2 separate regions of the Homo sapiens genome follow, and region 1 is linked to region 2. A link is an interaction called in ENCODE POLR2A ChIA-PET data of the cell type or tissue named here. Cell type or tissue: MCF 10A. All regions are shown on one strand. Each heading gives the region's core, and the rest is flanking DNA. Links, peaks and the distances in the headings are about the cores only.

Region 1 (5,370 bases), core at 274-5,273, 250 kb after region 2:
TGTTACAACCACTCACTAGGCCTGAAAACGGCCTTAGGTAATATATAAATGCATGAGCATGGCTGTTCCAATAAAACTTTACTTATGGACACTGAAACTTGAATTTTCATGTGTCATAAAATATTAGTCTTTCCATTTTTAAAAACCATTCAGAAATGTAAAAACCACCTTAGTGTCTGGGTCATACAAAAAAAAGGTGGAGGGTCCACGGGCCAGACCATGGTTTGCCAATCCCTGCTCTAAAGAACTCTTACAGGCCAGGCACAGTGGCTCGCGCTTATAATCCCAGCACTTTGGGAGGCCAAGGTGGGCAGATCACATGAGGCCAGGAGTTCAAGACCAGCCTGGCCAACACAGTGAAACCCTGTCTCTACTAAAAATACAAAAATTAACTGAGTGTGGTGTCGCGCATCCGTGGTCCCAGCTACTTGGGAGGCTGAGGCACGAAAACCGCTTGAACCCAGGAGGCAGATGTTGCAGTGAGCCGAAGTCGTGCCACTGCATTCCACCCTGGGTGACAGAGCAAGACTCTGTCTTAAAAACAAACAGACAAAAAGAACTCTTACATACACATAACTCAACTACACATGAGAATGTTCATAACATCATTATGTGAATTAGCAAGTATGCAGATACCAAAAATGTTGGTAGACAAAAACTGGAGTTACATGTATCAACATGGATGATCTTACAAACCTATTTAAGAGAAAACACAAATTACAGAAGAACAGTTACAACGTCATTTATATACAAATTTTAAATATGCAGAAATTATATATTACTGAGCATATTTAACATATATAATAAAAGTCTGAACAGGCCATGCGCAGTGGCTCATGCCTGTAATCCCAGCACTTTGGGAGCTGAGGCAGGTGGATCACTTGAGATCAGGAGTTCAAGACCAGCCTGGCCAACATGGCGAAACCCCATCTCTACTAAAAATTCAAAAATTAGCCAGGTGTGTTGTTGCGCATCTGTAACCCTAGCTACTCAGGAGGCTGAGGCAGGAGAATCACTGAACCCGGGAGCCAGAGGATGCAGTGAGCCAAGATTGTGCCACTGCACTCCAGCCTCGGTGACAGAGTAAGACTCTTGTCTCAAAAAACAAAAAGGAATGTTCCACATCAAACTCATTTACCTGGGAATGACGTCAGGGGGAGGCAGGAGAAGGATACAACTGGAGAAGGATGCACAGGGGGCTTCAACTGCATTGTTGATGTTTCATTTTTTAAACTGAGTGACAAGTCGATCAATGTCCATTCTTGATACCACTGTGTACCTTAAATATTTAATAATAAATAAAAAGAAATGTGCAGTTTTGGGCTTTTTTTTGTTTTTTTTTGTTTTTTTAGATAGAGTCTCGCTCTGTCACCCAGGCTGGACTACAGTGGCGTGATCTGGGCTCACGCCCAGATCCTGAGTATCTGGGACTACAGGCGTGCACCACCATGCCTGGCTAATTTTTGTATTTTTAGTAGAGTTTTACCATGTTGGCCAGGCTGGTCTCGAACTCCTGACTTCAAGTGGTCCACCTGCCTTGATCTCCCAAAGTGCTGGAATTACAGGCATGAGCCACTACGCCCAGCCAGGAATGTGTAGATTTAATGTGAATTTAGCAAATGGTTTGTCCTATTTGAGGGCAGAGGTGAGGTCAGCTTATATTAACATATCCAAAAACTTGGTTTGAGCCCAGATTTCTGACACTAAAAACAAAAAATGCCCCATTTGTTTCTTTCTTCTTTCTTCTTTTTTTTTAGAGATGGAGTCTCGCTCTGTCGCCTGGGCTGGAGTGCAGTGGGGCAATCTTGGCTCACTGCAAGCTCCACCTCCCGTGTTCACGCCATTCTCCTGACTCAGCCTCCTGAGTAGCTGGGAACACAAGCGCCCACCACCACGCCCAGCTAATTTTTGTATTTTTAGTAGAGACGGGGTTTCACCGTGTTAGCCAGGATGGTCTCAATCTCCTGACCTCGTGATCCACCTGCCTCAGCCTCCCAAAGTGCTGGCATTACAGGCGTGAGCCACCACGCCCAGCCTATTTGTTTCATTTTTTAAAATTGGACTGAACCTTAGGAGAAAACAGAAAATTGTACTACATTCTTGCATAGCTAGCTAATGTAAATAGCTTCAAGCAACAAACTAGATATTATTGATCCGTTTCAAAAGAGCTGAGTCAGGCTGTACACGGTGGCTCATGCCTGTAATCCCAGCACTTTGAGAGGCCGAGGCAGGCGGATCACCTGAGGTCAGGAGTTGGAGACCAGCCTGGCCAATGTGGTGAAACCCCATGTCTACAACAAAAAAATACAAAAATTAGCTGGGCATGGTGGCGCGTGCCTGTAGTCCCAGCTACTGGGGAGGCTGAGGCACAAGAATCGCTTGAACCCGGTAGGTGGAAGTTGCAGTGAGCCAAGCAGAGATTGCACCACTGAACTCCAGCCTGGGCTGGAGGTTTTTTTCATCTCGGGAAAAAAAAAAAAAAAAAAAAGAGCTGAGTCAGATTCTGACTTGTCTAACGGACTCAGTCGTGATGTTTTGCCTGTCTGCTCCAAGTTCCCCTGTTCCAGACACATCTCTCACAGCATTACAATGATCTACATGCCCTAGGAATAGCGACTTTCCATCATCTGCCTCATCAGAGCAAATAGAAGTGTAAGTGGCAATGACGTTAGTGTTTGTGTGTGTGAAAACCTAGTGTGAATTTTCCCTTCTCTGGCAAAAGCTCACAAGCCATCATTATAGAAAAGCAGAAGAAAAAACTGCTTGTTCTGCTTTTCCTGACCTCAGAAGCAGTAGTTGTTAAAACTCTTTAAAAAAAAAAAAATGGGGTCTTGCTATGCTGCCCAGACAGGTCTCCATCTCCTGGGCTCAAGCAGAGCTGGGACTACAGGCACACCACCACACCAAGCAAAACTGTCTTTTGATTTAAAATTACTTAAATACCTCTTTAAGGGTCTCCTATAGTCACTTATCTTCCAGTTACCTAAATCACTAGCTTCTTTTTTTTTTCCTTCAGAGACCCCGCCCAAAGTCACATCCGTTGCAATTATCGGGCAGGTACTGCCCTCTAGTGTTTATACTTTTATAATAAAAATTTTACACACTACCCTTTTAACTGACCTCAAAGCATGGAAAATCTGTCAAAAACTAAATAATATCCTATTAACCCAAGATTTTTCACCTTCACACTACTGGCATTCTGATCACCCTTTGTTGCGGGGCTGTCTTGTGCACTGTGGGACGTTTTGGCAGCACCCCTGGCATCTTCCCACTTGATGCAGTAGCACTCCCACACACATCCCGGTGTGACAACCAAAAATATCTCCAGACACAGCTAAATGTCCCCAGGGGAACAAAATCACCCCTGCTTGAGATCCACTGTATTAGTCTAAAGGTTGTCCAAAACATTCACATTAGACCTGAAAATTGTAAGGGAAAAGGGCTTCTCTGGGCTAATTCCATTGAATGAGATAAAGAACTTCATTTCTGCATGAAAAACAAGGAGGTAGAGAATTAAGATTTTCAGCTCCCCGCCTCCACGTACCCGCAAAGTCCTGGCCATTGGGACATTTTTTACACCTTTAGCTTTCTGTTCCAGCTTTACCTCTTAGACCTCTTCACTTCCTTTCAAAGTGCATCACAAACAAAGCTTGCCCTTCTAGCCAAATGCAGAGAATGTGGTAGGGAAAAGGAAGAAGGGAGGTCTGAGCATTTGTACTCAAAAAAAGGGCTCTGGCCAGATGTGGTGGCTCGTGCCTGTAATCCCGGCACTTTGGGAGGCTGAGGTGGGCAGGAGTTCAAGACCAGCCTTGGCAACATGGCAAAACCCCATCTCTACTAAAAATACAAAATTAGCCGGGTTCAGTGGCAGGTGCTTGTAGTCCCAGCTATTCTGGAGGCTAAGGCATGAGAATCCCTTGAGCCTAGGGGGCAGGGAGGCTGCAGTGAGCCAAGATTGCCCCACTGCACTCCAGCCTGGGCAACAGAGCAAGACTCTGTCTCAAAAAAAAAAAAAGGAGAGGGGCTCTAGCAAAGCGTTAAGGCTCAGCATTAATAATGCCAGCCAACCAGGAACCTGTATTGATTGTCAGCCTAATATGAAAATTCTTATCAAATATCAAAATAAGTTTCAAATCTGGCTTTTAGAAAGATATTTAGGAGGGTTTATTCCAATCTGCTATGAATGATTATTCTTCATACAAGTGCATTATGCTTATAAACCTTGGTTCTGTGATTTTTTTTTTCCAGACGGAGTCTCACTCTGTCTCCCAGGCTGGAGTGCAGTGGCACGATCTCAGCTCACTGCAACCTCCGTCTCCCGGGTTCAAGCAATTCTCCTGCCTCAGCCTCCCAAGTAGCTGGGATTACAGACGTCCGCCACCACACCCGGCTAATTTTTGTGTTTTTAATAGAGACGGGGTTTCACCATGTTGGCCAGGATGGTCATGATCTCTTGACCTCGTGATCCGCCTGCCTCAGCCTTCCAAAGTGCTGGGATTACAGGTGTGAGCCACCGTGCCTGGCTAGTTCTATGAATTTTAACACTTGCAAATTACTGAGAACTTGATATTTAAAAAATAAAAAAGGAGTTTGGACTGTCACTAACTTCCTCCCCTCATCAAATTTCTCACTGACTTAGTTGATTTCACTGAAGAACTAAACAAAAAATAAGAATAATCGGGCCGGGAGCAGTGGTTCATGCCTGTAATCCCAGCAGTTTGGGAGACTGAGACAGGTGGATTACTTGAGGCCAGGAGTTTGCGACCAGCCTGGGCAACATGGTGAAACCCCGTCTCTATTAAAAATACAAAAAATTAGCCAGGCTTGGTGGTGCATGCCTGTAATCCCAGTTTCTGGGGAGGCTGAGGCACGAGAATCATTTGAGTCTGGGAGGCGGAGGTTGCAGTGAGCAACCTGTATCAAAAAAATAATAATTTTTTTCTGTCTCAAAAAATAATAATTTTTTTTTTTGAGACAGAGTCTCGCTCTGTCGCCCAGGCTAGAGTGCAGTGGTGCAACCTCTGCTCACTGCAACCTCCCTGCCTCCCGGGCTCAAGTGATTCTCGTGCCTCAGCCTCCAGAGTAACAGGGACTACAGGCACGCACCACCACGCCTGGCTAATTTTTGTAATTTTAGTAGAGACGGGGTTTCACCATATTGCCCAGGCTGGTCTTGAACTCCAGAGCTCAAGTGATTTGCCCTCCTTGGCCTCCCAAAGTGCTGGTATTACAGACATTAGCCAGCATGCCCGGCCTAAATACATTTGTATAATTAAAAATATTTCATTCTTTATTAACATTTTCAGACCTAGTTTTTTTTATCATTTAGTGAAATTGAAAGTCATAGAGCTCTACAATCGTCAAGCTCTT
Region 2 (5,344 bases), core at 1-5,000:
AGGCTGAGTAAGTGAAAAGAAGGAAATGGAGCCCATGTGTTGCTCCACTCTCTTTGCCAAGAATGAAGAAGAACAGTGAAGACAGTCCCTAGAGAAGGGGGCTTCCTCAGGTCATGGGGACTGGGGTCGGGAGAACAAATCTGGAACCACAGAATCCTAGAATGATGATTCTGGGAGGAATCCTGGTTTTTCAGAGGAGGAAACTTGCCCACAGTCACACTGCTGGTAATTAATAGAGTAAGGCTAGAGCGCAGGCTCTTTACTCTCATCACGCAATCATTTATCCCAGCCTTTTAGCCTTTCCTTGAGAGAAGCAGGGGGAATGATGAGAGGATCCCAGGGGCTGGAGGAGTCTCAGAAATTGTCAGGGAGAGGATCCCAAGGTTCTGAGGTGAGGAGAAAGCCTCAGGTTAGGGGCCTCTTACCTGAAAAGCCTGAGGCTCTAGGCCTCCAGCCTCAAAACCAACTCTGAGCAGCCGGAAGTCTCGGCCATGAATCAGAATCTCCTCAGGGATAAATTTATGCAGGGACCCTGGACGGAGGAGCTGGACTCGGGACAAGCCGCTCACTGAAGTCAAGAGGTACAGAACAGTGTAACCATGGACCAGAGTCTCTCCAGAAGGGACTCTTGCAGCCCATCCCACTCCATCCCTGCTGTTTTCTGAGAACAGAGGAAGGATGAGGAGGGAGTTCCAACAACCCCAGTGAACCCCTTCACCAAACCCCCCCCCAACTTACCAGCCTCTAATCGTCCAATGTTGACCAGGGCAAAATCGTATTCACTGTTCAAGGGAGTGTCCTAGACGAAACACGTGACTGGGTAGACATCTGAAATCGCCCTCATTTTCCTACCCTGGCAGCCCCAACCCCTTCTAGGGGGCAACAACCCTAGAGAGAGTTCCCACTGATTATCAATGATACATTCAAAAGACAGCCCTTAACCCATAATGTTTGTCTAAATCCTGCTAGACTCCCCTACCCATTTCCCACTAGCTGTCATTTCTGTGGCCCCAACCATCTCACCTGATTCCACTGCCATCCACAGGGCTGGAAGGTGACCCTAAAGTTGGTACAGATCAGGGTTCCAGACAATTCTGGTTCCAGGCCCTTCCTCACCCCTGGGGCCCATGCTAGGATCTGCTCCCCTAAAGGGGAAGAAGGGAAGCCCTGTTATGACTGTTCCCAGTGTTGCCCACACTTGGATACACCCACCCCTCCAAGAAAGGGAGATCTAAATAGGGAAGATTAAAATCCTCCCCAAAGCCCACTACAATGTAAGCTTATGAGGAAAGATAAATGTTTTTTAATTTCTGTAACTAGAACAGAGCCTAGAACAAGGCCTGGCACATAGCAGGCACTAACTATGTATCGAATAAGTAAATTTGAAAAGGGGTAACAGGGTCAAGGAAACAGAAGGAATGTCAAGGTCCAGCTCTCAGCCAGCTCTAGAGGCTGTCAGGGAGGACAGCGAGCCTCAGGCAGACGTACTTCGAGCCACGAGAGGAACACAGGGGTATCTTTGGTGAGGGCATGAAACAAGATTGGCGTAGGATGAAATTTGGAAGTCTTTGGAGAGTGATAGGGCATTATTACCTGGGAGGCATCTGGAGGCCAGGCAACTGCTAGGCTGACGACTCCTGGGCTCCGGCATCCTATTTTCCTGGACAGACTTTGGTCCAGAGGGTTGAGGGGGGTCTAGAGTTAACCCCTAGGCTCCCCAACTCCCCAGAGGCAGCTGCCTGTAGAGGCCTACACTCACACTCTCGGGGGAAACTGAGATCAGTGTCTGTGGGGAGCTCCAGACCTAACAGGGCTGGTAAACAGTAAAGGGAGGGGCTGGTTAATGGATAATGAGACAACGAACTTGAGACTGAGAAAGACGGACCAGGCTCCATCAGCAGAAGCTGATAGACAGACACACCCTCCTCCTCCTCCTCTAGAGCCTTTGCTTCCCCCTTTTATCTCCACCTCATCCCCGTTCTCACCCTCTTGCCGACACCCCCCAAATTCCTTCTCCTTACCCCCATCTCTGGCTCCTCCTTCTGGGGGGCAATGTTGAAACTCTGGCCCCGGCCCCCCCACCACATTTCTCTGGCTCCATCCGGGGACACAGCAGTTAAGGGTGGGAAACCTCAAGGATGCTCACCCACCTCGGGGAGAGGCTGAGTCTTGTTGAGAAGAGGGGTGTTAGGGAGAGGGGTAGGGGGTTGGACACAAGGGAAAGGAGCATTTGACGTGCACGGAGCAGAGTTTGGGGGTCCTTGGAAAGGTGTGTCCAGCCCAGCCTGAGAAGTCTCCTCGGAAACTTCAGTCGACTCTGGAGAGGGCGGGAGAGATGCCCAACCCCTTAAAGGAGAATACACACAATTCTGGAAAAGTGGAGAGGAAACGGTGGAGTCTGAGACGGACGGGTGGGGAAGAAATGGGGACTGAGAGAAAAACGACTCCCTTCTTTACCCCAATCCCAGACCCTGTTCTCTTCCTGTTCATGAGTACTGGAGACCGTTTGAGGGGAGCAGTTCTATTGATTATGAAGCTGGAATCATCTGGGCTACCTGTCTGGAGTGTCTCAGTGATGACTTCCCTTAAAAGCTCCGTTCTTTTGTCTTCTCAAAGGGGTTTGGGGCGGGGAGAGGGGTAGGAATGTGAAAGTGGTTCAAGCCTCCTTGCCGCCTCTTCCAGAAGAAAATGAAAATTAGACCTGGGGGGATTTTTGTCAGCAGAGGCCCAAGAATTAGGTGAGGAAGCAGGGAAACTGGTTAAAGTGGTTTTGCATATCTTTCTCTAGAGGGCATGACACAGACATCATGTGAAGACTGCAGTGGAGAAGTATAAAAAGAGATGGAAATGTGTCCAAGATGCAGACACAAGTACAGTTTGTGTGCAAGTCTTGGGGATGTGGGTGGGACAAAAAGATCTTACCAGTTAATCTTGCCCATCACGTAGATACACAACCAATAGGCAATAAGTGCCCATTCCCGTATGTGACTCCACCCCTCCAACCCAGACACCAGATCTCCAAATGAATGATTCATGTTCAGGACTTTCACAGGTGAGGGCTGGAAACCTCTCTTCAGCTCAGCAGTCCATCCCCCGTCCCTCCCATCTGCAACCCTAGAAGCAAAGATGGGTAAGGAAAGCTGGGAACAAGGAGAGAAGGAGCTGCAGCTCCTTTAAAGGAGGGGGACTTGGGGACAGCAAAGCAAAAATCTTTATTTAGACATGAAAAAGACAGAAAATAAAATACAAAATAAGAGTTAATGAGCTGCTGTTTTATTGCTTTTGAATCTACAGAGGCAGCAATCCTTAGATGGGGGCCCCAGTTTTCCAAAGTGACACTCAATTTTCCCCTCCCCCCAGTACACCACCCTTCTGGCCTCAGCTTTCAGTTTCCTGTCTTGGCTGCAACTGTGGAAATAGTGAAGATATTGTGAGACAGAAAGTCAGTCTGGAACAAAGAGGTATACACCTGCTAAGAAGGTGGCCCAGAAGCCTGATTCTAGAAGTCCTAAAGGCTACAGAGCACCACCACCCCACCTGCCCCTAATGCATTCCATGGGCCTCAACCTCTTGGGGGAAGAAAATATTTCCCAAGGTCTGTTGTAAAAAGAAAATAGGGACCAGGCGCAGTGGCTCACGCCTGTAATCCCAAGCATTTTGGAAGGCCAAGGCAGGCAGATTACTTGAGGTCAGGAGTTCAGGACCACCTGGCCAACATGATGAAGCCCCATCTCTACTGAAAATACAAAAATTAGCCAGGCGTGGTGGCTCACACCTATAATCCCAGCTACTTGGGAGGCTGAGGCAGGAGAATCGCTTGAACCCAGGAAGCAGAGGTTGCAGTGAGCCAAGATCTAATGACTACGCTCCAGCCTGGGCAACAGAGCAAGACTCCATCGCAAAAAAAAAAAAAAAAAAAAAGACATAGGAAGAGGTGTGTACCATAACTTTTAAATCCCATTATCCACTTTCCTTCTCACCACCATCCTTCATTCAAGAGCCTCATTCTATTCTTTAGCACTTTGAGGTGTGGAGACAGTGGAGGAACACGGAGAAAAAAAATCGGGGGGTAGGGGTGTGGTGGCTCATGCCTGTAATCCCAGCACTTTGGAAGGCTGAGGTGGGTGGATCACGGATCACCTGAGGTTAGGAATTCAAGACCAGCCTGGCCAACATGGCGAAACCCCCGACTCTAACTAAAAAAAAAAAAAAAAAAAAAAATTAAGCCAGGCATGGTGGTAGGCTCCTGTAATCCCAGCTACTCGGGAGCCTGAGGCAGGAGAATCGCTTGAACCCAGGAGACGAAGGTTGCAGTGAGCCGGGATCGCGCCATTGCACTCCATCCTGGGCGACAAGAGCGAAACTCTGTCTCAAAAAAAAAAAAAAAAAAAAGCGGGGTGGGGGGAAATCAGGAGGAGAAAAGAATTGGGCGATTTGGATCAATACTTAACCAGGAATGGAGTGGGCAGGAGCTGAGGGTTAAGGCTGCCTCTCACCACCCCACACACCCCCAGTAGAAGCACTAGATGAAGGGAAGGGTGGAGAGGCAAGGGGCTATATCAGATTTTTCCATTTTCAGAATCCTGTTCTGGCTGCAGGTTTGTGCCAGGAGTAAAGGCTGCTGGGAGGGGCAGCCGGAGGAGGGAGGTGGAGCTGAGTGACTCACAAGATGAGTCACAGATCCAGTTATAAGCACAGAAAGAGGCCAAGGTCCTTCCCACCCCTACTCCTCTTAACTGCTGCCAGCCAGCTTCCGTTGCTCTTTTGTACTGCCCCTTACCCACTTGGCCAATGCAAGAGATGGCACAGAGAAAGTCTACATGGGGACATCGTAATATTTTGTTACCCAACTGATGTATGGTGGCAAAATACCCTGTGATTTGCAGACTGGCTGTCTGCAAAGTAGAAGAGACAGAATGCCTGCATGACTCATCCAGATCTATAGTTGAAAGGCCTGGAGGGAAAGAAGGAAATTAGAAAAATCTGGAGTGCAGGTGATTCCAGGCCGGGAAGGGGCTTCTAATTCTGTCTTCTCACCTGTGGCTATATGTCTGGGGCACTGACTCATTGGAGAAGGAAGACACAGAGGCCAGTCGCGGTGGCTCATGCCTGTAATCCCAGCACTTTGGGAGGCCGAGGCTGGCGGATCACCTGAGGTCAGGAGTTCAAGATCAGCCTGGCCAACATGGTGAAACCCCATCTCTACTAAAATACAAAAATTAGCCGGGCATGATTGCGGGTGCCTGTAATCCCAGCCACCTGGGAGGCTGAGACAGGAGAATCACTTGAACCCAGGAGACGGTGGTTGGAGTGAGCCGAGATTGCACCACTGCACTCCAGCCTG

The links. ChIA-PET counts read pairs that join two places held together with the same protein. Peaks named below come from ENCODE experiments on the same cell type or tissue, not always from the same donor. Only the 100,000 strongest peaks of a DNase experiment are listed, where the experiment ranks them.
Region 1: POLR2A ChIA-PET joins it to region 2 with 5 read pairs; 7 of 35 experiments call an interaction of 5 or more read pairs at or near these places.

Annotation. Positions count from the first base shown.
Region 1 is chr1:150,184,421-150,189,790 of GRCh38, forward strand. No RefSeq gene overlaps it. Among named protein-coding and RNA genes, the nearest start is that of LINC02988, 26 kb to the left of the region's middle. RefSeq lists a cis regulatory region at 2,398-2,684. In MCF 10A, for the core only: a CTCF peak has its summit at 3,080 (motif pointing left); DNase peaks (open chromatin) are centred at 2,501 and 3,041.
Region 2 is chr1:149,934,561-149,939,904 of GRCh38, forward strand. MTMR11 (myotubularin related protein 11) reads right to left here and starts at 2,319. Exons shown (of 17, transcript NM_001145862.2): 1 at 2,022-2,319; 2 at 1,594-1,669; 3 at 1,024-1,145; 4 at 739-799; 5 at 426-568. The coding sequence starts at 2,087. OTUD7B (OTU deubiquitinase 7B) reads right to left here. Exons shown (of 12, transcript NM_020205.4): 12 at 3,252-5,344. RefSeq lists enhancers at 1,585-2,109, 4,477-4,536. In MCF 10A, for the core only: a CTCF peak has its summit at 2,757; DNase peaks (open chromatin) are centred at 2,351, 3,001 and 4,851.